5 separate regions of the Mus musculus genome follow, and all the other regions are linked to region 1. The links are chromatin loops, found by intact Hi-C in ENCODE. Cell type or tissue: gastrocnemius. All regions are shown on one strand. Region 1 overlaps Slx4ip (SLX4 interacting protein). Region 2 overlaps Jag1 (jagged 1). Region 3 overlaps Slx4ip (SLX4 interacting protein). Region 4 has its middle 70 kb from the start of Gm14064. Region 5 has its middle 66 kb from the start of Gm14062.

What was found. A loop is a pair of places that touch in the nucleus more often than their neighbours do. Peaks named below come from ENCODE experiments on the same cell type or tissue, not always from the same donor. Only the 100,000 strongest peaks of a DNase experiment are listed, where the experiment ranks them.
Region 2: it touches region 1 in a loop (2.5-fold over the local background); 5 of 42 quality-filtered maps call a loop at or near these places.
Region 3: a loop joins it to region 1, with 6 times the contacts of the local background. A loop is called at or near these places in 6 of 42 quality-filtered maps.
Region 4: it touches region 1 in a loop (9-fold over the local background); 16 of 42 quality-filtered maps call a loop at or near these places.
Region 5: it touches region 1 in a loop (6-fold over the local background); 18 of 42 quality-filtered maps call a loop at or near these places.

Annotation. Positions count from the first base shown.
Region 1 is chr2:136,911,713-136,916,712 of GRCm38, forward strand. The region is part of intron 2 of Slx4ip (SLX4 interacting protein); the gene reads left to right. Among named protein-coding and RNA genes, the nearest start is that of Slx4ip, 22 kb to the left of the region's middle. In gastrocnemius, a CTCF peak has its summit at 2,808 (motif pointing right); a DNase peak (open chromatin) is centred at 500; H3K27ac peaks cover 1,984 bases.
Region 2 is chr2:137,088,555-137,093,554 of GRCm38, forward strand. Jag1 (jagged 1) reads right to left here. Exons shown (of 26, transcript NM_013822.5): 9 at 4,653-4,766; 10 at 3,943-4,056; 11 at 3,396-3,442; 12 at 2,882-3,055; 13 at 2,301-2,451; 14 at 1,211-1,375; 15 at 658-771; 16 at 43-156. Among named protein-coding and RNA genes, the nearest start is that of Jag1, 25 kb to the right of the region's middle. In gastrocnemius, no CTCF peak of the experiment used is centred here; a DNase peak (open chromatin) is centred at 2,416; H3K27ac peaks cover 477 bases.
Region 3 is chr2:136,981,250-136,986,249 of GRCm38, forward strand. The region is part of intron 2 of Slx4ip (SLX4 interacting protein); the gene reads left to right. Among named protein-coding and RNA genes, the nearest start is that of Slx4ip, 92 kb to the left of the region's middle. In gastrocnemius, a CTCF peak has its summit at 2,901 (motif pointing left); no DNase peak of the experiment used is centred here; H3K27ac peaks cover 431 bases.
Region 4 is chr2:137,730,579-137,735,578 of GRCm38, forward strand. No RefSeq gene overlaps it. Among named protein-coding and RNA genes, the nearest start is that of Gm14064, 70 kb to the left of the region's middle. In gastrocnemius, a CTCF peak has its summit at 2,049 (motif pointing left); DNase peaks (open chromatin) are centred at 113 and 2,006.
Region 5 is chr2:137,940,748-137,945,747 of GRCm38, forward strand. No RefSeq gene overlaps it. Among named protein-coding and RNA genes, the nearest start is that of Gm14062, 66 kb to the left of the region's middle. In gastrocnemius, a CTCF peak has its summit at 2,211 (motif pointing left); a DNase peak (open chromatin) is centred at 2,205.

The DNA.
Region 1 (5,000 bases):
TAGTAACAGATATGAACACTCAAGTATTAATCATAGATATTTGTCCATTAAAACACAAAGTGTTCGAGAAAAGAAACAGAACAATAAATTATTGCTTAAAATGTCCAATCATGTATCTGATATCTGCCTCAGGAAAAGTTCAGGGTCCCATTCCTGGCTTTAAGAAGAGTAAAATGTTGCCAGGCTTCATTCCCAGTAATTACATTTTAAGATTTAACATGTTTAACTTGGGCTCCAGAAGAGCAGTACAGTGAAAGCCCCCAAGCTCATTGTCTGTCTCTAGATCATTTCCTCTGCTTCCTGCATCTGTTTTCTTGGATTAGTTCGGTATTACAGCAAAGTCTACGATTCTTTTGGCCACGAAGACTGCTTTCCCACTTCCCCTCCCAACCACTTACTGTTTCGTGGGTGGGAAAATTTTTGTTGTGAGAGTTGATTAATTAGAAGGGATTCCTGGCTTCCCTAGCAATGGCAGCCTGGGAAGATTACAGAGCCTGGCTTAGTGACAGGCAGGCCAATCTGTATTTAAGGAAAACTTGGACCAGCCAAATTTCCCTGGAATGTGGATCTGGCTTTGTCTTCTACAGGGAATGTGCAGTGACCCTTTGCCCCTTCCCACCACTGTAGAAGGCTGACAGCATCTCCTTTTGCTGGTCCATACTGTCCACTTTTTCTTTGGGGTCTGTGGGGAAGTACTGGTGTAAAAAGCCTGAGTTGTTTTCTAAAGTTGAAATATAATAGGTGTAAATGTTTATTAATGCATAAAAAGGAAATGAGTTTACTATATTTTAAATTTTTCTTTATATCTTTATTATTTATGCTTTTTCTTTCTCCTGGTAGCAATTTTAGTTTTATACTGAGATCTACATTTCAGCTAACATTTCATCAGTCTTTGCATTTGTAGAACACCAGAAAAAGTTAAATATGCTCAAATATTGATGTGATTTCCTTGTTATAGTAAAAGCGAATGGGAAGAGCAATGCATTGCATTTCTAGAGAAAGAGACAGCTGAATAGAGATTGGCTGTCAGGCTTTTGTCTTGCTAGCTTCCCTCTGTGAATCACTTACAGCCTGTGTCCTAGGTTTTTGGTGTACCTAAAGGGGAATGCGCCACTGACTGTGTCACCATTGCTTATTTGAAAGTTGATGCATTGATCTGGTATGAAGCATTGAAAACAAGATTGCAGCAGGTATTTCCATATAGGGTGAGTTCTACTTACTGACCTTCTGGATGTTAAGAAAGATTGAAGTGAAGCGCTCCAAAAGAACAATTAAAGGCACTTCAAGTAATCCTGGTATTTATAAGAAATACAGCTGAGAGGAGAGCGACCTGTATCCCTGAGAACACTTTTCCAATATTTGTCTTTGCCTAACTTTGAAAGCCTAAGAAGGATAAGTGTATTCCTTCTCCTGAGTCTTAAACTCACCACTTTCCCAACCTCTTCAGCTGTTTCTTTTGAGAGCTCTGTTCTTTTGAAGGCTTTGGGCTGTAGTGCCGTGGCTGGCAATGTGCTCCGAGTGTGCAGACTGCTGTTGCTGCATTGCCAGATTGGGAAATGTGTGCAGCTAGGTGTGTGCTGCTTACTTGATGGAACTGGAACAAAACTGCTAGCAGCTTTCTGACATTACCCAGCTCAAACTATCATGGCTGTGGAGGTTTGGGGTACCTTCTTACACCATAGGAGAGTTGCTGTGGGTATTGATGGCTTTGCAGCAAGAGGATGTATTTGTTTTGAAATAAAGCTTCTTTTACCAAGTGTTCTCTGTCAGTTCTCAGGCCTCCCTGTCACAGTCTGTTTCCTTGGAATAAAACCTGTTTTTGTTTCCTTTTTTTATAACTGAAAAATGTTTCATGTTTTCTTCTACTTGCCAGACTGCTCCAGGTTTGCCTGATGAATGAGTCTTGTTTTCTTTGATATAGAAACCAAATATTCCTATGCTAATTATACTTACTTTATGTTCAGTGCCCAGTAGGTGCATCTTATTGTCACACATTGCACACATTGTCCTAGAACACCCCCGAGAAGGACTTCTCCTCTGTTTCTTTTATGTCACGGGACCTGAATACTCTAGGATATTACCGAGGTGACCAGTACCACTCCTTCTGTGTTTTTTCCTCATAACTTCTTTTTCTGGACAGGTAATGTGTAATCTTCAATTTGTGGTATATCCTTTACTTAAAAGTTCTGTCTTTCTCTATTTCTGCCATAGGTGTTCCTAGTGACTTTTAAAATAATTCTTTTACAAGCAGCTTCTGTTTATTTGTAATTGTTTATGCATGCTGTATGTGTGTGTACTTGATTGTACACATGTTCACATATGTGTAGCCAGAGGCCAACCTGGGGTGTCATTCCTTAGCATCCACCTGTACCTTTTGAGACAGGGTGTCTTAGTGGCCTGGAACTCAGCAAACAGGTTTGACTGGCTGGTCTGCAGGTCCTAGGGATCCACTGGTCTCTGCCTCCACAGTGGGGAGATTAAAGATGTTCTCAATTTTTCTTTGTGAGTTCTCTGGATCAAAGTTAGATTCTCATGCTTGCATTTTACCCTCTGAGCTACTTCCACAGCACACCAACAGTTAGCCAATTAATTCTTCTTAAACAGATAACAGAATGACAACATGTAGAGTTCACTTCTATGTCATTCAACATTAAACTGTAACACTATTTTCTTATAATGATTTTGTTTTTCCTGATGCACATGCAAAGTATGTGTTTTATTTTATCTTCTAGTGTTAAAACAATCTTTACTAGAAAGGTAGACTCAGGATCCTTCACCAACTGTATGGATTCTCTCTAAAGGCTGTAGAGGGCATCATTGTTCTATGTTTCCTAAGGTAACTTCTCTAGATACTGTGATCCAAGAAAGCAGGCCGACTGAATTGCTGTTAAAATGGATGGCTCAGTCTCAGATTATCACGGAACCTTAAATTCTGGTCTGCTTGCCCATTGGTTGTGTATATAGGTACTCCAGAGTCTGTTATACACACGTGTATTTCTCTTGCTTCCATCCCAACATACTTACTAGGATACACCACACTGGACACTACAGTGAAAACAATCACAACTACCAGAACTATCCAGAGTGGCCTTGAGAAATTATTCTGAGACTGGCAGAGGCTATCTGCTGGGTGCTTTGTTCTAGGGTCAAGAATCTAGAACTGCTGTGCTAGGAGGAAGAATCCCCTTGTCTTTGGAAAGCCTTGTGGGCCCAGGCCTATCCTAACAGTAAACGTTAGAAGGGGCCGAGGGGGACTGACACATGTTGTCCTGGTTAGTGCTCTTCCTCCTCTCTTCTTCTCATTGTTCTAGTCAATGCCAGTTTGGGGATATTTGGTTAAGGAAGTTAGGGGTGAGGTGGGTATTGTGTATCCCTGTAGTTCACAGTTCCTGAGAATTCTGTGGCACTGTCTTAAGTGTGCAGCCATGTCCTCATTACCCATACAGTCTAAATATGCATAGTGCTTACTTACTCTCTTAGATATTTCTCCTGGAGTACCTTACAGAACATAGCCATTAAGTAATACAGGAAATTAGGCTTCTGCATGTGTCATTCTGTCACATGTGAGTAGCATGTGACAGTACTTTGATCTTAAGACTTCTTTGTCATTTGGCTGCTATTTGTTATTTATATAGTTATTTGACAACCCTTTGTACTCACACATGTGCATATACCTACATGCGATATTTGTGTGACATTAGAAAAGAATGCTCTACTGTGTGCTTCACAAAAGTATGACATCATGAAGATTCTGGTAAAGCAGATAGCAGGTCAAGCACCCCAGTTTTCATTACTTGAAAAATCTATTATCTGTTTTATTTTTTTATTTTTTAATTTTTTAATTATGTATTTTCTTCATTTACATTTCCAATGCTATCCCAAAAGTCCCCCATACCCTCCTCCCCCACTCCCACTTCTTGGCCCTGACGTTTCCCTGTACTGGGGCATATAAAGTTTGCAAGACCCATGGGCCTCTCTTTCCAATGATGGCCAACTAGGCAATCTTCTGATACATATGCAGCTAGAGACACCAGCTGGGGCGGGGGGGGGGGTTACTGGTTAGTTCATATTGTTGTTCTGTTATGTACTAGTATTGGCATCTTGTTCATGATGTCATTTCTATAAATTTTTTGTCATTTGTGCCTGCTTCTGTAGGTTATTTTATAGCATGTCTTGAAATTAATTTATTTCTGTGTGTGTATGCACATGCATGTGCACTAGTTGGAGATCAGAGGGGACAGCCTTGGGGTTTGGTCCTTATCTTCCACTTTGTGACTGTGTTTCTAGTTCCCCCCTGCATGTGCCAGACTAGCTAGACTGAATTTCAGCAGTTCTTTTGTGTCTCTCTCTGTCTCTCTGTCTCTCTGTCTCTCTCTGTCTCTCTGTCTCTCTCTGTCTCTCTCTGTCTCTCTGTCTCTCTCTCTCTCTCTGTGTCTCCTGTCTTGCTTTGAAAGAGCTGTGGTTATAGACCCACACTACTGTACCTCACCTTACATGGGTCCTAGGAATCTGAACTCAGGTCCTCATTATTGGATGGCAATCACATTATCCACTGAGCCACCTCCCAGTCACTTCTTGAAATTTAGATCATTAGGTTTTTGAGGAAAGAATACTAGAATGTGAAACTAACATTAGATTTTACCCAGGATTCCTGAGTTCATCTTGTGGTTTCACTTATAAAATGACACGAAATCATGTTAATTCTTGGAGCAGCCCCCTCTTTATCTACAGATAGAAATAACAGGATTATCTGTCTCACTGGGTTTTTTCATATCAAATTAATAATGAAAGGTATAATGCTACGAAAGTGTTTGGAAAAATAACATTCTATGTGTGCCATGGAGCCCTCAGTAATTGTTTTACAGTGATGTTCTGTGCAGTAGAGAGACTTGGCCTTCAGTTCTTATTTGTTCTTGCTCTCGTAACTTTTTGGAGTGAGGACTAGTCTAATTCTTTTCATATGTGAGGTTTCAGTTACCAAGTCTTTATTTGTCTTTGCT
Region 2 (5,000 bases), 180 kb after region 1:
TCCCTCAGAAGACAGACAGGAGACCCCGGCAGCAACACTTACGGGAATGGCAAGTCTTTCCTTTCCAGCCATTTTTGCAGTCACAGTAAAAGTCATTGACCAGGTCTCGACATGTACCCCCGTAGTGACAAGGGTTCTGGCTACAGTCATTTATGTCTAGAACCAAAGAGACACAAGGCTGAAGAAGTCCGTCATGATAAGGGGCAAAGCTCGACTATGAGAAGATCCAACCCTGGCTTTCTATGCTATCTTCCAAGAACAAGTGAGATGTCCTAGGACCTCAACTTCATCATCAACCTTTTAGACAAGTTCTCGGCTAGGCGGAAAGAATACAAGTTATAAAGAGCACACAATCCTCCGGAATGCCCATGGCAATTAAAATCAAGATGGTCAGAAATGTCAACAAGTCAGAATACGTGCCTGGAAAGAACCTAACTGCCAATCTAATTCTATCATCCCCCAGTGGTGGCTCCTCCCACTACTGCCCAGCAGCCTTAATAAATACCAAGGAGATACAGGAGATCATTACAGCCACCATAATAGAAATCTCTGGAAAAAAAAAAAAAAAGGGCTTCCCCCAAGGGAAGGTGTTATCCCTGCTCTACCCCGAGCCCTCACCCTGGAGCCATCTGTCCCCAAAAGCAGCAGCAGACTCACTGTTCTCACAGTGCGCTCCCTCCCAGCCGTCACTACAGATACACTTGTAGGAGTTAACGCCATCGATGCAGGTGCCACCGTTTTTACAGGGGTTGCTCTCGCAGTCGTTGATATCTGGGAAAGGAAGCATGGGCAAACTGAGGAGCCGAAGGGCCAGTCATGCAGCCACCGGGGCACCGCCTGGTCATTGTCACAGCTGCCTCCTTAGCAAACGTACCTGGATACATCACTACCCTTTCTGTGCCGGGGCTTCTAGATGGTACCTCCCCATTTTAAGACCCTCACACATTGGCTTATTTGGTAGGCCTGGGGGGAAAGCTTCTATAGAAAAGAGGGACCACTCAAATAAAGGAAGGTTCTACAACATTCCAAAATCATCTTGAAGAGCTCAAGAGACTATTGGTGGTCTTATCAACTGACTAATGCCTCCATCAGGGGCCTAAGGAAGCCACTACTTGTCCTCTACCTTATTTTCTTCCTAAAGCAATTCAAATACATCTGCTCCCCCAAGCTGGGTACCCACTGGGCTCCCCCGTTCCAAGTGGAATCTTACTTTCATGGCAGTAGGTGCCGGTGAAGCCTTTGTTACAGTCACAGGTGAATTTGCCTCCCGACTGGCTCTTGCACTTCCCATGGGGACCACAGACGTTAGAAGAGATATACCGCACCCCTTCAGGCGTGTCGTTGGAGGCCATGGCCACAGTGCAGCTGTCAATCACTGAACACAGGCTTGGGATCAGACTCCAGCCACATACCCACCGACAGCATTTCTAAGTAGAGGACTTAGCCCATGTATGCCTGCCTGATTGGATAGGGCCACTCCTTGGGCTAATGAGTTAACTCATCAAGAGGTGCTTGGGAACTAAAACCCAACAATGTTCTTATGACAGGTAAAATGTAAGACTCCCAAGTGGACAGAAAGTCTTTTTAAGTTTCTTTTAATGGCACCTTAATATCTATCTCATGTTAAATGCTTGTCAAAGAAGGTCACCTCTATACTTCCCTGCTACCCCACCCCAGCTTCCCCCTTGACAGGGTTTCTCTGTGTAGCCCTGGCTGTCCTGGAACTCATTTTGTAGACCAGGCTTGCTTCCAATTCAGAGAACTGCCTGCCTCTGCCTCCTGAGTGCTGGGACTAAAGGCGTGCGCCACCACTGTCCAGCCCTCCTTCATCTTAACCAAAACTAAAGGACAAACCTATCTAGACAAGTCTTTAAGTTATGCCTCCCAATATAGTAGCCATAGGCCACGTGTACGTATTTTTATATGAACTACTCCAAAAAAGTGTCTCAAGCACCAATAGCCAGCCATGGCTACAATAACTGATACAAACGCCTAACTTCCCCACTGCTATAGACCCCTGCTGACAGCGCTCCTCAGAGCAATTCTTCTCTTCTGTCACAAACTTGGCCACCTCTGAACTGGGATGATAAATGGATTTCACATTCTCTCCCTTGGGCAACGGTACTCGGGCTCTCCCAACAGCAGCCTGACAGATTACCTCCGTATGGTTTTGTTTCCCTAAGTGATCAGATTAAGTTTCATCTGAAAACCTTCCTCACCCATTTACCACTTATCAGAGCTCTAGGGGGAGGTGGCAGGAGCCCATCTGTGGATAGATGGGCCCTGGGTGAGGGAGATACCTTCGCAGGTGGTGGTACGGCAGTGGTCTTTCAGGTGTGAGCAGTTCTTGCCCTCATAGTCCTCGGGGCACTTGCAGAAATAGTCACTGGCACGATTGTAGCACTGGGCGCCATTCTGGCAAGGGTTGGGCTCGCAGTAATCGATGTCCAGCTGCCATATGGCAAGAGTGGGAAGGAGCAGATCAAAGGAAAACAAAGGCGTCATCATCACTTCTCTGGGCAGTAAACAATTGATTGCTCCAACCCCTTCCACAAGGAGACCCCCTATACAGAATACACCCATGTAACCCTTAAGGTCGTCAGGTCCCAGGAAAGCATTAAAGCCCAGGGCACGGTGACAGCATAGAAAACAGGGCTATGGGATGACACTCAGCCAAGCAAACAGGCCACAGTAATCAATAAGAAATCATTCAACTCTGCCTTCTACAGCATTTGTCTAGCAGACATCCTCCAGTCAGTGGGGTGCTAGTTGGTGTCAGGGGTCTAAACAACTAGAGTGGGGCAAGGAGGGGAAAGAATGGTGATGGAGAATAGGGTTCAACACTAAAGCTTGGTGACCTGAAGTTTTTGCCTCCGCTCACCTGACAGAGGTTTCCAGAGAAACCAGTGGGACAGAGACACTGGAATCTGTTGATTTCATTCTGACAGTGACCCCCATTCAAGCAGGGGTTGCTAGCACACTCATCGATGTCTCTCTCACAGTGATCGCCTGCATAGCCAGGTGGACAGATACAGCGATAACCATTAACCAAATCCTGGGAGAAGAGAAGGGGGAGAAACACATACATATTTATCTATGTATCCACGAACCCAGGACGTCGTCAGGGATTTGACAAGACTGCTGTGGTTCAGGCCATTCACTGAAATGGCCTCGTGCTAAGCCTGGGCCCAGACTAGCGGTTCCGAATGCCTGCCTTTAAGAGGCTCCTGACAAGCTAGGGTTGGTGAGGGACTCAGCTTCTCACCAGCATTTTAAATCCCATAGGAGCAAGACTCTCCCGTGTCACATAAATCTTAAAAGATTGTTGTCATGTGTCAAGCAAGGTTTCTGTTCAAGCAATGACAAGGTTTCTGTTCAAGCAATGACTTACGTACCCGACAGGAGGCGTCATTCTGACACTGGCCAAGGCAGTCATTGATATCTGAAAAAAATAAACAAGCCGTCACATTAAGGAGGCACGTGACATTGAATTCGGGTTCACCTGAAAAGTACAAGACTGATAAAAGTTTCAATCAGATTTCCCTGTGCTTCCGGTGAGATAAGGCTATGCCACAGGGTGGGGACCCTCCCTAATCCTCCCAGACGAGGGAGTGAAACTTCACCTCATTGTTCTCATCACCTTATCAGAATATGCCCAATTTTAGCAACTAACAAGCCTGATAAATTGTATGTTTTCCTTACTGCTTTAGCCTGGCCCCTCCCTCTCCAAAAACATTCCCTTCCCCTCCCCCTAATAAGGTTTTTCCTTCTATTCAGCTGGAAGGTGCTTAAACAGCTTATATCAAGAAGCTGTGGGTTCCGTCCTTAACATCACAAAGTAAGGGGAAAAGAGTCCCAGAACCCGAGCAGGGGTTGGAGGGGGATGAATGGAAAAAAGACTTGTCACCCAAGTTTCATGAAAATCAAAACAAAGTCACTCACTTATGTCACAGTTCTGACCCATCCAGCCAGGAAGGCAATCACAGTAGTAGCTGGCAATCAGATTCTTACAGGATCTGGCATTTACACAAGGTTTGGCCTCGCACTCATTTGCATCTGAAAAGCAGCAAGGATGAACAGTGACAAATGGGGGACTGCCCCCACCCCACTGCTGTCCCCTTGAAATGAAAACACCATAGTGCTGGTCTGAAATATGAGACATTTTAACAAGCTAGCTAAATAAGAAATAGGAGGTGTCTTCTATTTGGAGCGTTGGAACCCTCTCCCAGCCTTTATCCATCAAGGGTTGCTAATTGATAACTTTCTTTTGGGCTGCTGGCTGACAAACAGCAAGCCACCAGGCACTTGTGTGCAAAACCCAGCACAATCCAGTTGCTGGGCTTTAAATGTGGCAAAAAGAATGCAGACAGCTCGTTCCTCACGAGGTCATCCCTGTTTAGAACCCAGCTGAACACTCCTGGGACAATTGACATGGTTCAAGGAATCCCAGGGCTTTCCCACAGGACCTAAAAACCCTAGGCCATTTGCATGCAAGGTATTTCTCCCAGGCTCGTTAGACCCTGATAATAAATTACTTCGTATGATGGGATACAGATACGCACACACTGCTGGCCACATGCTCGTCCCTCCTCACAGCTCTGAGGAGCACAGCCAACCTTGGCAAAGAATTACAGTCACGAGAGTTTCCTTACCTAACTGACAAGTCTTGCCAGTCCACTGGGGCGGGCACACACACTTGAATCCATTCACCAGATCCTGGCAGGTGCCCCCATGGGAACAGTTATTTGGAGAACAGTCATCGATGTCTGTCCAATGCAATGAGAACAAGAAAGGGGCGGCAATTTAATTTCATTTGATCCACTTGGCAATTAGATAATGCAACAGCACTCTCCACAAGAAGAGTCTTCACCTAGGAACCGGACGGACACCTGCTACAAATCTAAGAAAAGCCACAACAGGGAAGGGAGGTGATGAAAGGACCCAAGCCCTTATTTTAGCTTGAAATCCCTCACTGCCCTAGTTCAGTTAATCCGTCCCTA
Region 3 (5,000 bases), 70 kb after region 1:
GGCCATTCGTTCCTCAGAGCTCTGCCGTCACAGAGGCCTACTGTTTGCTTTATTCTTGTTGCTGTAAGTGACATTATATCCTGAACATTGTTGTCTTTGCACTTGCTGGCAAAATTTGCCCTTTTAGATCTGGACTATTCAGACATTTCTATAATTGACTGACATGTGGACCCTGTAAGTTTGTGACTTATCTTAGTGAAAAGAGGAGCTTAAATGGTCCCCTCTGGTGTGGGAAATCATTAGAGCATTTATCCCTGCTTAATTTATTTAATAGAAATAATAATAACAACAACAACAATGCCTAATCAGGGCTGGGGTTTTCTCTCATATTAGAGCATTTGGTTAGAATGCATTCAATCTCCAGGGCTTTGTATGTCACTAAGGGTAGACATTGGTGTTTCAAAAGCACCCCCACACCAAGCACTCTGTGTCTCTTTGTGTCTGCTGCTTGTGGCTCAGAAGGTAAAGCTCTCAGCTATTGCTCCGGTGCTGTGCCTGTCTGCTTTCTGGCATGATAATAATGGACTAACCCTCTGGAAGTATAAGCAAGCCCCCAATTAAATGCTCTCTTTTATATCTGTATCCCGCCATGATAATAATGGACTAACCCTCTGATACTGTAAGCAAACCTCCAATTAAATGCCTTCTTTTTCAAGAGTTCCTCTTCACAGCAATGAAGCAGTAAGTAAGACACACATACACAAACACTTGCAAACATACATGCATACACACATACACACACCAGATACACATGCCTGCATACAAGACACAAACATATACACATATAAATACGCACAAATAAATGCATACACATACATACAAAGAGACACATACTGTCATGTACACACACAGAAACACACATGCAAATGTGCATAGATATGCAGAGACACAGATACAAACTCATGCACACAATGCACCCCCACATATACAGACATGGTAAAATATTTGTGATATCTATAAAAAGTGTGAAAGATTAATATTTTAAGAAACTTAGTACCTACATATAACATTACTCTGTAACCCAAAAGTATATATAATTATATATGCTAATTGATTATGAAGAAGTTGATATTAGCACCTTTATATAATAGTTATATGGGAGGGCCCTCAGTTTAGAAAAGTGAGTGGAGGGAGGGAGGGGAATCTCTTCTCCAGGTGGATGATGCTACCCCCTCAGTTATGACCTGATGTAGCCTCATGGGAAAAGGTATTCTTCTTGTGACTTACTTGGTAAAAATGACTCTTGTTTAGTGTCCACCTTACACCAATGAGAAGACTCTAGCTACCCATCCAACCATACAGCAGTTGGAGAGTTTAAAATATTAAACCAGTGTTTAATGTTTCAAGAAGAATTCTGGAAATGAGAATCATGATGCTGCCAGCCAGGTAAAGGGAGCTTCACTTGAGTATGCAGTCATGGGTTTTGATGAAGAAGACACAAAGGAAAACTGCAGAAATCCTTGGTGGAGGCCAGGTGGGAAGTGGTGTTCATCAGAACCAAGGTTCTATCTTCTGCCTCATTGTTTGCCTTCTGCCGTTGGGCTGGTATATGCTCAATAAAAAGCAAGTGAATAAGTAGCTAGTGACCACCAGAGATGGAGCACTGCAGAATACAGGAATGTCAAGTTCCATGAGGCTGGAGCATCTGGCAGACGGTATGCCTCACAGCAAGCCATGCAGCTTATCGCAAGAGCCGAGGCAAGATTTCAGAGAGAAGAGGCTGGCTAATAATAATTCCGAGAGTGGGTCCTAAAGTGCAGCTGACTTGGACAAATTGGGATGTATGGTTAGCTTCTCATAGAGTTAGTCTTTTCTCTGAGAACAACTGAAAGAAAGCTCTCAAAGTTCTTCTAGTGGAGTAGAGGCTGGGGACAAAGTTGAACCCAGTTTGATCCCCCTAGGAACAGACTGAAGGTGAATTGATGGAGGGAACACAAGAGAGTGCTGCAGAGGACCAAGCAAAACAAAGTGGTGGCTTGGATTGTAGGAGGAACTGGGTACCTGGGACTCCAGGATGGGGGTTGTCTGTGACTTCTGGAGAAGGGAGTGTCAAGTCTTAGAAGCAGAAAGGTCATGCTACCATTGACCTAGAACTGGAGAGGGAGCAGGTTGTTGTGGGGATTGAAAAGTGAAGGTATGGACATTAAAGTTTGCATCCTTACCTTATGAACATCATTATCTTATGAAAAGGGAAAGAGTGAATAGCCTGCCCATTCTTCATGTTCTTTATCCTCTGCCTTCTGCCCCTCTATCTACCCATTCACTATTGACTTAGGCCAAAAATGTAAACGGAAAACAATCTCTTTCTTTCCTTACAGGTAAGTGTGTCTTACAAAGTAGGTGCTGAGTGAACCTGCTTAGCAGAGCAAATGGTTTGTCCAGGAGAGAGGGGATTAGAGATGCCTTTAGAGAGCTTGAAGACCTTGGGCTACAAACAGCCTGCTTGGGAATATGAAATTGGGAACACTAGTGAAGAAGAAAAAGAAGCTAGGATGGGGCCTGGAAACTCCCCATAGGAGCCTGAAACGCTAGAGTCCTTCAGGGAATGTCCTTTGCATTTAGAATTGTAGCTGATTTGCAAACATCTCATGTCATATAATAGCTTCTCTCCAGGGTCTTCACCTCACCTTTTTAAAAGCGTGGAGCATGGACTTAGTATTAACATGTAGAAAGCGGGTTGCCTGTGGATAGCACTTTTGTCCCATGAGGTAGACACACACTGAAATAGCTCAGTCCTCTAGTCATCTGTTTTCTTGTTCAAGAGAAGAGTTTATGTCCTTGCATGCATAACCCAGCAACTCCCTGAGGTGTTTATGAGGCCTGTGTGCTGTGGCAGGCGCTACCTTCCGGGCAGGTAACTTTACTCTATGAGACTTGCCAGTATTGGTGGCCACCATTGCCCTCTTCTGGTAAGGGGCTAATGCTGCAAATGCACTGAGTTTTTACAAGGAAGAAAATTGAACCTCAGCATTCACTTTGATCAACTGTGCTCTGCCACCTGGCATTAAGCCCTAATAATGAAATGAATGTTTGCCTTCAGTAGTGTAATATATACTCCAGCCATATAATTGTGTGAGTCTAACCTTATTTACAGTTTTGGCTTGTGGGCACTACCTTGGATATTCCTACCATTTTCCACATCTGTCCACTTTCTTGTTGATGAAATATTTCTTCTGCTTTTTTCACTGCTTATGAAAGCCTGTCTTGTCTGGCTTCTTCATTAGCTAATACATGTGAGTTTGCATTGTTGATAGTGGCAGCAATTACAATGAATATGGATCTAATCAATTTTAGTATCTAATATCTCTGAAGCAGTAGGGCAGAGAATGTTATAGGCCTGGGCTAAACAATGTTCATTAGGGATATCTTAGTATTTCTTGGTGACATACCTATGTGCTTTATAATTCCGAGGCAACTTTATGTCACATGGTAAAAGTTGAGCTACACTGAAGTAACTGCCTCCATTGGAAGGAGCAGAGAGAATATGGTATTTCAGTGTTCTTTGTGGAGTAGCTACTCAAAGAACAGGCCCTGCAGTTTCTTTTCTGATTAGTCTTTGGCAGCTTCCCTTTTCTTCTCCAGTAGAGTAGATATGTTCTCCGTGAATGAATGGACATTGTACAGAGGAACCATAGTGAATATTTATAAGGGAAATGGTGTTTTATGGGGCATTTAAGTACTTCTTTAATAAAATCCTTTAATGTAATCCTTCTTAAAATGTAGAGTTTTAGTTATCTCATTAAATAGCTACTTGACACTTAAACCTGAAGACTAGTACAGATAAAAGCTAGGTACCATGCTTATTCCTTTTATTAGAATATAAAGACATGATGTTTATCTTTTCAGCTAGATCGATTTGATGTCAACAGTTAAGATAATTAGGTTTGTTTTTTTTTTTCCCTAGGAATTTAATAGCAAAAGGAAATACATCTTTTTGGGAGATTAATTATGATGCATGGAAGAATCCTTGGGTAATAATAATAATAATCTTGGGTAATCTGCACTGTCAGGCTTCATCAGTAGGTACCAATGTATGATCAACAAAGCCTGATGCTTCCTTAAACTGAGGAGTTGAGGATGGGACAAAACTGTCCTGTTTAGGGGCAGTGTAGAATGAATCAGAAAGCACGCACCGAAAGAAATATAGCTGCTTCCCCCCACCACCAAAGAAAAATATTTAGCCTTTCTGCCAGTTAAATTAGAAACAGGCACTATAGAACTTGATTTTCAGGACACTAATTCTCTACCAGCCATGCTAAGGCAGAGGCAGTGAGGGAAGCATAGACGCAGGATTAAAGGAGTAGAATGTTATCTAGAAAGAGCAGGGGTGGCACTGCGCACGGAATAGACCATGGAGGACCCTCCAAAGAAACCATAACCTGCACCTTAACTTCTTTTTTTTTTTTTAAGATTTATTTTATTAATATATGTAAGTACACTGTAGCTGTCTTCAGACACTCCAGAAGAGGGAGTCAGATCTTGTTGCGGATGGTTGTGAGCCACCATGTGGTTGCTGGGATTTGAACTCAGGACCTTCGGAAGAGCAGTCGGGTGCTCTTACCACTGAGCCATCTCACCAGCCCTGCACCTTAACTTCTATAGGTCTCAGGTCAGAGTTCATCACTCATTGCCTACCCTGTTTGAAAGACACACAAATTTATCATTTCCCCCTTGTCTCCAGGTGTTCTATTCAGTGAACCTTCAGAGAAGCCCAAGCAGCATTAGAGTCCATGTGACAATGCCAGGACAACATTCTCGGTGTTGGTTTCTAAAACACGAAGGAGGAAAGAAGGGAGGGAAGGAGAGGAGGAGGGAGGGAGAAAAGGAGGGAAGGAAGGCAGGCAGACAAAAGCAGCCAGTGAAACATATCCAGCAAGGACTGGTGGGGTCATGCAGATGATCCTAATGTTTGTCCAGGGACAGGAACCACTTGTCATAGGTCACTGATTGTCACAGTGTGGCCCCCAGGTCCATCAAGGTTACTTGGAATTTTGTTAGAA
Region 4 (5,000 bases), 820 kb after region 1:
GCCCGCTGGGATCTGTGAACAGACAGTCCCCTGCGGGAGTGCCCTCCGCCTCCCTTTGTCCTGCCCGGCTCCAGGCTGCAGCAGCTGATCTGGTTATTATAATCCTGAAAAGAATTTCTAGGTGGCCACAGTGACCATAAGGAAGCGAGAAACCATAAGGGCTGAAAGCCACCAAGAGCAACACATGGGCTATTGAGCGCTAATCCTGCCCTTAATTAGAGGATGGCCTCAGCCTTGTGGCGCTCTCAGCAATCCAAACTGAGGAGGAGAGGAGTGGGCCAGGGCTTGAAGCCACCATTTACCGAATGTGACGTCATCAGCACCGTTTTTTTAAAAAGAGGCAAACAAGTGTATAAAGAGTCGATAGGGGACAAATCCCGACTGCATTTACGATTCAATTAAAATTGTTGGAGTTTTGTCTGCTCTTTTTCTCTTTACCCCATTTTTAAAATCATGTGCACTTCATCGAAAATGCAATCGTCCTAGATCATTGGTTTACTTACCTTAGCCGCATCAAAGTATGACGCCATACTCACCAACATCTGCACAGTTTTCTCTCAGGCTGTAGTTCTTAGAAATAAAACTGATGGGCAGGCCAGCAAAGAACAAGTTTGCCTCTTCTGAGACTACCTTGTTGACTTGCCAGTCTGACCCTCTGTTTCCATGGCAATAAAAAAGCTCTGTCTTCTTCATTTGAGTGCCCAGAGCATGCTACCACATTCTGCCAAGCTTCCTTCGTTTTAATTTCTCTCCATTTGCCTGTTAGCTGCGTGGACAATATCTGGCCAATGATCCACTAATCATGTTTGATCATTAGGTAAAACATTAAAAAGGAGCCTTTAAGAAGTAAATGATCAGTTTTCAAAGTGTTACGAATCTATCCATGCTTTAATCTAAGTGCACACCTTGCAATAAAATAATTACAGGAAAGAAGATATGTTTTTCTATAACTATCCTGCCCCAACTCTGGCACAATTTATACCTTGATTGATTCTCTTAATACATGGTGTGATAAGGGGCATAATTTTCTTTTTTCATTTTTTGTGAAGGAAGTAATTGAGGTCTAGGTTTTCCACAATTACACAGAAGACTCATAACTTGGGTCTTTAACACCTTACGATGATTATTCTGGGGACTGTGAGCAGATCTCAATACACAGTCAGAGATTCAATTTCCAGGTGCCCCTTCAAGAAGGTGGCAGTTTTCAAATGTTAATTGCCAAAGTTACAATCCCCACCCCCAGGAGGTAAGGGCAGATCAACTCAGGGAGGTAACATTCCACCTGAGGTAGGAGATCTTTGAGAAGCCAGGGTTTTCACCAATTTTCTTGGGGAGATTTGAATTACTCTTTCCATAGAGCCCTGAAATATTCACTTGAAGGAATCCCTTAAGTGCTTGTTGAAAAGACAGCAAAACTTGCTAGGGAAAATGATGGGAGAGGCCTATCGGTTTAACCAAGGACACCTGTGTACTCAGGAAACACAAGTAGAAGCCTGAAATGTGGAAAGAGACTGGATAATAGGACTATTCATTTTAAAGCAAACTCTTTTAGCTTGGAGCAGATGTATACGGACACTTGCTAGCAAACATATTTGAAGTCAGTTATAAGTATTGACTTAATGTTTACTCTGCTTGAAGACATATCATTGCTGGGTTTTTTTGTTTTGTTTTTTGTTTTTGTTTTTTTTTTTTAATAGGATACAGGCCTGGATTAGGAGTAGGAGATAAATAGCCAATTTATATCCTGTCCAGAGTTCTAAAAGAAAGAAATGGAGAGTAAGATTAATTTACCACATTTAAGTCCTGCCAAAGATCCCACTGAAAGGCAAAAGGCTTGTACACATTTATATTGGATCTCACACAATATGGAAGACGACAAAGTATTAGGAGAGATTAGACTAATTAAACTAGATTTTGAGAATGCCTCAAAGAGATCCAAGGTACTGATATCTTCCAAGTAGGACGACAGTGAAGGCTTCCAGAAGCTTGTAGCCCAGCTCTCTGGCTCTGATGGCTTTAGCCATGGGAGCACACTTGTGTATGCAGTGACATCTAGTGACAAAGGAAAATAAAGCCAGCTCAAATGTTCCAAGAGTTTGTTCAGAAATGACCCTGCTGTCCTTATTTCATAATACTTTCTACTGCAGACAGATAAACCAGGTTCCACACCTTGTTCATAGAGGGTCAAGAACAACACATTAGAAAGAGTGAACAAACAAGCCTGCCTGCAGAATGCAACAGGAATCAACAGAGACTCCTCTCCCCTTGTCTATTCTCAAAGCAGCAACTAATGACATAAAATCTGTGGTTCTCAGGAGCTGTTGAAGAGCTGTGAGAAATCAGAACGTCTCATTCTCAAGTTCACATTCAAAAGCTTGGGTAAGACACACGTGCAAATTATCCCACCAAGACGAAGCTTTACATCCCTTATTAACTTTATTCTTTATTGAAACCTGTTCTTTTTATTAATTGGAGACAGTCATGATAAAGCATTTCCATTTTAACTGACTTCAGGATTTGAAGAAAGTTTAGTGTGCTAGATGAGTAAATTCAAAACTTTCTCTCTAGAAGATCTTAAAGTCTTGCCTTGGTTCATGCTGAGTAATATGAAAATCCAGAATTGTCACCTTATTGGTGCTTGGATTGGGAAATAACCTGTGAAGAAGAATTTCTACTGGTTAGATATTTGATCTGTAGTCTGCAGAGCTTGGGCTATCAGAGATATGTTATGGGGTGCAAAGAGTTTCAGGATAGAGTGGGAACTAAGAGTTTGTTAAGGAATGCCTTGGGGTTTTATTTATGATTGCAGATCCTTTAAAAAATACATTTCTTCTACATTAAACAAAAGTTTCTCCTGCATAAAACATATTGGAAAGTTGCTAATTTAGAGATTCCCTTGGAAAATAATATTTGTATTTCTTTCTGTGAATTCCATACAGTAGCGTCTGATCATATAATATAATTACCCCAACTCCTTCCATAATTATTCTCTTTACCTGCGATTTCCCATCCACCAAACTTTGAGTTTTTCTTTTTTTCATTTTCTTCCTTTCTTTATGTGAGGGTTCCTCTGCAGTGTAGTCAACCTACCATGGGTCAAGACAAGACATGCCATCATGTGATGTCAAAGCTGGCTCTCCTTCTTCTCAAAGCTATCAAATGCCAATAGTTTCCTCTAGGATTTTGTTTTCATGTCTCTCCTTCCACGTTGAGCTTGTGCCTCACCACAGCCTGTGCAATTCCATCCGATCTATGGCTGAGCATTCCACCATCTCTTACTGTCAACCTGTTATAAAGTTAGGGGCTTTTATCTTTGCTGATGAGGGTGGGTAGTGGTACCGTTTTATGAGTAGAGATCATTATGAGTCATTTTATAATATGGCCATTTAGCAGAAAACCAGTAGTAGGTTCTCCTTTAGGGCTTATAACATATCTAGGCACATGTTGACAGTGCCTTTTAACAGTCACAGAAAAAGATTTCATCTCAGGGAGAGTACCTAAGAGCCAATAAGAAAGTGATTGGTTAGGTTGGAGAGATGGCTCAGCAGTTAAGAGCACTGACTGCTCTTCCAACGGTCCCGAGTTCAAATCCCAGCAACCACATGGTGGCTCACAACCATCCATAATGATATCTGATGCCCTCTTCTGGGGTGTCTGAAGACAGCTACAGTGTACTTACATATAATAAATAAATAAATCTTCAAAAAAGAAAAAAAAGGAAAGTGATTGGTTACTTTAAAAATATTTGTGCCACTATTGCACCAATTGGCGTATCTTTCCGGGGCAGTCTTTGTTGCAGCTTGCAGCTGGTTCTCCTCTGGTAGTGCAGATACCACCTTTTAGCATTTATAATAGCCAATAGCGGTGAAGTTTACAAGTGAGTACCAGCTTGATTTTATCTATCTATCTATCTATCTATCTATCTATCTATCTATCTATCTATCTATCTATTTATTTATATGCAAGTCCAGTTTTTGGTGACTTCACCAATAGGTTTTTTTTTTTTTTTTTTAACCTTTGAGTACTGGAGGTAACCAAGAACACTGGCAAATAGCTTGTAATGTTGGGGTGAAGGATTTTTAAAATTCCATTGGCCCAAATCTCACAAAGATGTAAACAATTCCTGGTGCTTATGTTTCTATTTGCTAGCATGTGGTGTCCTTCTGTTGTAGAGAAACTTCATTAAAACTCTTTTTATGTATTCACTAGTATAAATTTTAGGAAGCTTCTATAGTCGTGGGTCTCCAAATGGCTTTTTCAAAAGGCCTTTGGTGTTAATTGGGCATCCCATATTTCCTCCTCCCTCCTACCGCCCCCCATCTCCCACCCTGATTTATTATTTCCTGCTCCAGTATTCCCCTCTAATTTTTGTATAATGTAATAGCTTTTCCTCTCTCTCTTGAATGCCCCTCCCCATGACCACATAATAATTTGTTTAACTCTCTGGGTATTCCAAATGCAATACACACATCTGAAGATTCAAAGCAAACAGGCATTCCCCAAACCAGTTGACCTGAGTTCTGTTCCTGGGAATTACATTGTAGGAGAGAATAGACTGTTGTAAAGTATCTTGTGAAGGTCACACTCACCTCCACTTTCCAAATAAATCAATCAATAAATAAATAAATAAATAAATAGAAAGAGAAGAGATATAAATGACTGACTGACCGTATATGAGAATGTTCTAGACTGTTGTAAAGTATCTTGTGAAGGTCACACTCACCTCCACTTTCCAAATAAATAAATAAATAAATAAATAAATAAATAGAAAGAGAAGAGATATAAATGACTGACTGACCGTATATGAGAATGTTCTAGACTGTTGTAAAGTATCTTGTGAAGGTCACACTCACCTCCACTTTCCAAATAAATAAATAAATAAATAGAAAGAGAAGAGATATAAATGACTGACTGACCGTATATGAGAATGTTCGCCATTACTAATCAAAAGAACAATGCATATGAAAATCATGTTGACACATTCTTTCCTTATTATGACT
Region 5 (5,000 bases), 1.0 Mb after region 1:
ACCACAGGGCTCTCATTGTTCAGATGAGAATTGAATACAGTAGCTTCAAAAACATCTGTATGTAAACATTTATACACAGTTCTTAGTGAGATATCCAAATTTTTAGGGGAGGAGTCATAAAGAAATTTAGAAAAATAATGACCACATCACCAAACCCTTAAGTATTTCTGCTATGGACTTACTAATGAATTTTCTCCAAGTCATGTTTTTGTGTGTGTGTGTGTGTGTGTGTGTGTGTGTGTGTGTGTATGTGTGTGCCCTTGCGCACTCATTTGTGTATGCATGGATATGTTTGCAGAAGCCAAAGGTGAGATGTCCTCACCAATCTCTCACTGAATCCAGGGCTTCCCAGTTGAGGCAGGCTGACTGACCAGCAAAACCCAGGGAACATTTGGCCACAGCTAACCGTGCAATAATGGAAGTTGAAGAACATTTATGAGATGGGATCTAGCTTGAGGAAATGGGTCCTTAGGAGAGGGATCTAATTTCTCTTCTGGCATAAACTGCCTGCCCCACCATGCCTTCTCTGCCACAGTGAATTTGTACCTTCAAAAGCCATCAACCTAAATAATGCCTTCCTCCCTTCAGTTGCTTCTTGTCAAGTATTTCATCATAGCAGTGATAAATGTAGCTAGTATGTGTTCTGGTGTGTTTTTAAAATTTTGTAATGTTTTAATTACTTTGAAATATTTTGTAACTGATCAAATGAATCTAAGTGATGACAGTGTTGGGCCTCACTTTTAAAATCAGACCAGAAGGTAAGTTTAAAGGAACGGTATCGATAAAAATTTCTTTTCCAAAGATGTGCCTCATGTTTTCTCTTCCCTTTATATACAAAGTGTCTATAATTTTTACATTGCCACAAATTAAAAGGTACTAACCATGTGTTGCATTGTCAGAGTTCAGAGTGTTCAGGACTTGATTCTAAGAATTGAAATAAAACTACAAATACTCACCATTGAAGCCTATACTTAAATATTGTTTCTAACATATTTTGCCAGTGTTGTTTTGTGTTTAAATGTTAATGGAAAGTAGGCATCAAGAGAGATAATTGGGAGGATAACTGGGACACAAGAATGGCTCATTTATATAAAGCCATTGTGGGGCCAACATGATACAAGAGTCTGTGGTCTAGAATCTCTTTCTCTCTCTCTCTCTCTCTCTCTCTCTCTCTCTCTCTCTCTCTCTCTCACACACACACACACACACACACACACACACACGGTTATGGGGGTGCGGTGCTCCTGATTCTTGTCTCTGTCCTTGGCAACTGTGTAATAGTTAAAAGTCAAAACTGCAATAGAGAGTAACAATCCAGATTACTAGAATACTTTAAAAATGGCCAGAAGACAGCTGAAATCTTCCCGTTTAACATCATCTTAAAATGGAAGAATTGCTTAGTCTGTGGACAGGGTTTTTCTGTTGTTGATGTATTGTTGATGTGCTGACTTCCCCAATTCTGGCAGGTATTATTACACTTTGTGTGTTGGTTGTAGCCTTTCTTTTCACCCCACAAGTAGTCATGTGAACCCAGCACTGTAATCCACATGCACACAGAAGCTTTGCGTCCTGAGAGCAATTAAACATTCTAATGATTTTTCTTACTGAGTTCCAACGGAGTGACCTTGTACTCAGCAGCAGCACACAGTTGAAGGTGTGGCTTGATAACCCAAAGAACTTCTCAGCCTGGGTCCATGCTATTTTATGCATCTGTGGAAATAACACTATTTAGATCATTTATGTTAAAGATGACCTAAATGTTTCTTCTAAGGCTGAGTCCACAATTTTGGCAAATTATTACAGCTAAGAGTCAATTACAAAGAGACACCTTGGAGGCAGTGTCTCTGAGCATGCCACGAGAGTCCCATTTGAATCAAGCTACCTACATTTGGGCAATTGTCCAAAGTATTTGAACTTTTCCCCTTCTCTAGTTCTAACACGAACACTAAAAAGCAAACAAAACAATACAAACAAACAAACCCAAAAACTTGTAAGTCTTGTAAATATGACCAAGCAGAGTTTCATTGACTTCATTTTTTTGTTCTTAAAGTTAAATTATGATGTTTCCAACTCTTCTTTGAGGTGTAATGTTGACCATATTTGACAGAAAAGCATAAACAAAGAAGAAGCACTTCAAGCCAGTGTTGTCTCCTGAAAGGACGGGAAACCAGCTCATCGTTCAAATATTATCAACTGTCGCCCTCTGCTGGCTAAATTCTGGAGTTCGGTTTCAGAAGAAAGCAACGCACTGGTTTTACTGTGAGCATGTGTGCAAAAGCTGCATATGCAGATTCTCAACATTTGTAAGGCATCTATGCTTAGCTGAGCTTCCAAGAGTTTTTCGTATTGATTCATCATCGTGGATAAGTTGAAGCCAGGCTGGGACTGATACCTACATCCATTAAAGATGGTTTCTGTTAAAGAGCAGGATACATAAGTCAGCCATGAGAAACAGCTGTCTCTCTGCCATAAGACCAAAAAAGGATCACAACCTATAGATGCTCCTACCTATAACTACCGCATGCTTTTGTGCGTTTTCAGGACTACCTGACGGTTTATAAAGAATACAGGGAATCTTAATCAACACATCTTCTTCCAGGGGGTGTGTCTTAAGGCTTCCTCAAATATAACTTTAGGTTTAATCCATGGGAAATCACAAACGCAGAGTTGTTAAATGTCAGCATTGTCAAGGGACAGAGCCAGAGCAGAGCCAGAACTACAACCCATTTCCAGGATCCTCACCTTACCCATTTCCAAGGATGTTTCTGCACTGTTGTGCACGTAGTCTGTCACACTGGTGCATCAGGAAGCCATTAGGTGTCCCTCTGCCAATTGTGTTTCTTGTCACTGAGACGACAATAGCTAACAGCAAAAACTTAAAAAGGAAAAAGTTCATTTTGTCTCATGTATTTATGATGTTCAGTCTACAGTGGCTTAGCCCTATGTGCTCGAGAAGAACATCATGTTAGTCAGAGCATGCGTTTCCTGATCCCAAAGACTACCTAGAATCCACCTGTCCTTTAAAATTTTATTTGGCAGCTTATTTATTTTTGTCCCTCTTTTATCTAATGTTTCTATCCTCTGAAAGAATGGGTTTGGGGGAGAGACAAGCCATCTTTTTAAATTTTTTTTAATTAGGTATTTTCTTCATTTACATTTCAAATGCTATCCCAAAAGTCCCCTATACCCTCTCCCCCCACACACCCTGCTCCCCTACCCACCCACCTCCACTTCTTGGCCCTGGTGTTCCCCTGTACTGGGGCATATATAGTTTGCAAGACCGAGGGGCCTCTCTTCCCATTGATGGCCGACTAGGCCATCTTCTGATACATATGCAGCTAGAGACACGAGCTCTGGGGTACTGGTTAGTTCATAATGTTGTTCCACCTATAGGGTTTGAGACCCTTTCAACTCCTTGGATACTTTCTCTAGCTCCTCTATTGGGGGCCCTGTGTTCCATCCAATAGCTGACTGTGAGCATCCACTTCTGTATTTGCCAGGCACTGGCATAGCCTCACAAGAGACAGCTATATCAGGGTCCTTTCAGTGAAACCTTGCTGGGGTATGCAATAGTGTCTGCATTTGGTGACTGATTATGGGATGTACCCCTGGGTGGGGCAGTCTCTGGGTGGTCCATCCTTTTGTCTTAGCTCCAAATTTGTCTCTGTAACTCCTTCCATGGGTATGAAGTTCTTAGGCAAATGGATGTATCTGGAGGATATCATCCTGAATGAGGTAACCCAATCATGAAAGCAGTCACTTGATATACACTCACTGATAAGTGGATATTAGCCCAGAAACCTACAGTACCCAAGATACAATTTGCAAAACACAAGAAAATCAAGAAGAAGGAAGACCAGTGTTTTTCTTTAATTCTTTTTACATAAGAATGAAGCAGTGAACCTGATATAGCTGTCTCTTGTGAGGCTATACCGGGGCCTAGCAAACACAGAAGTGGATGCTCACAGTCAGCTATTGGATGGATCATAGGGCTCCCAATGGAGGAGCTAAAGAAAGTACCCAAGGAGCTAAAGGGATCTACAACCCTATAGGTGGAACAACAATATGGACTAACCAGTACCCTCCCCACTCTCCCACCACCCACCCCCCTCTGCATATGTATCAGAAGATGGCCTAGTCAGCCATCAGTGGAAAGCGAAGCCCATTGGTCTTGCAAACTTTATATGCCTCAGTACAGGGGAACGCCAGGGCCAAGAAGTGGGAGTGGGTGGGTAGGGGAGTGGTGGGGGAGGGAATGGGGGACTTTTGGGATAGCATTGGAAATGTAAATGAAGAAAATACCTAATTAAAAAAAATCAAAGAGTTGCTTTAAAAAAAAAAAAGAATGAAGCAGTGAGGACTCTGTGAGCACATGATATCCCGCCGTGCATAAAGATATGTGCAGGAGGTGTGAGAACCTGTTTTGCAAAGATCTTAGCAAATGTTTTCTTACCCCACTCAGAACTGCAGATAGAAACAAAGCAATGATTCCACCCAGGTGGGCTTAGCAAACCGATTTTCTTAACTGGGTTATGTTCAGGATCGTGGCCAGCTTATGGGCAGCTATATCACCAACAAAAGGTATCCAGTTGTCAGCAATAGCTAATTGTCTTATCTTTGGGGAAGGTGCAGGCGGACATCATGAGTCCTGCCACACTTCATGATGGGCTGTCAGTGAGCCTAGGTTTGTATGCGTATCCTCAGGCAATTACAGCTGTTGGGTTCAAGGGGGTGAAGGCCATGCCATGCCTGGTAGACAGTGTCCTCCAACAGCTTGTCTTAGGGCAAATTCTCACATGTGTCTGCATTATGAGCCCAATGAATCAATACAATTTCTATTCTGATTTATTTTATACAGTAACAACTCAGTGCCACTTTCCAGGAATATAAAATGTATTCTAAGAAACCACTACTATGTCAGTCAGTCCTGGGAACTCGTGACTATTATAATGCTAGCACCCAGGAGGCTGACATAGCAGGATTGCCATGGGCACAGGGTC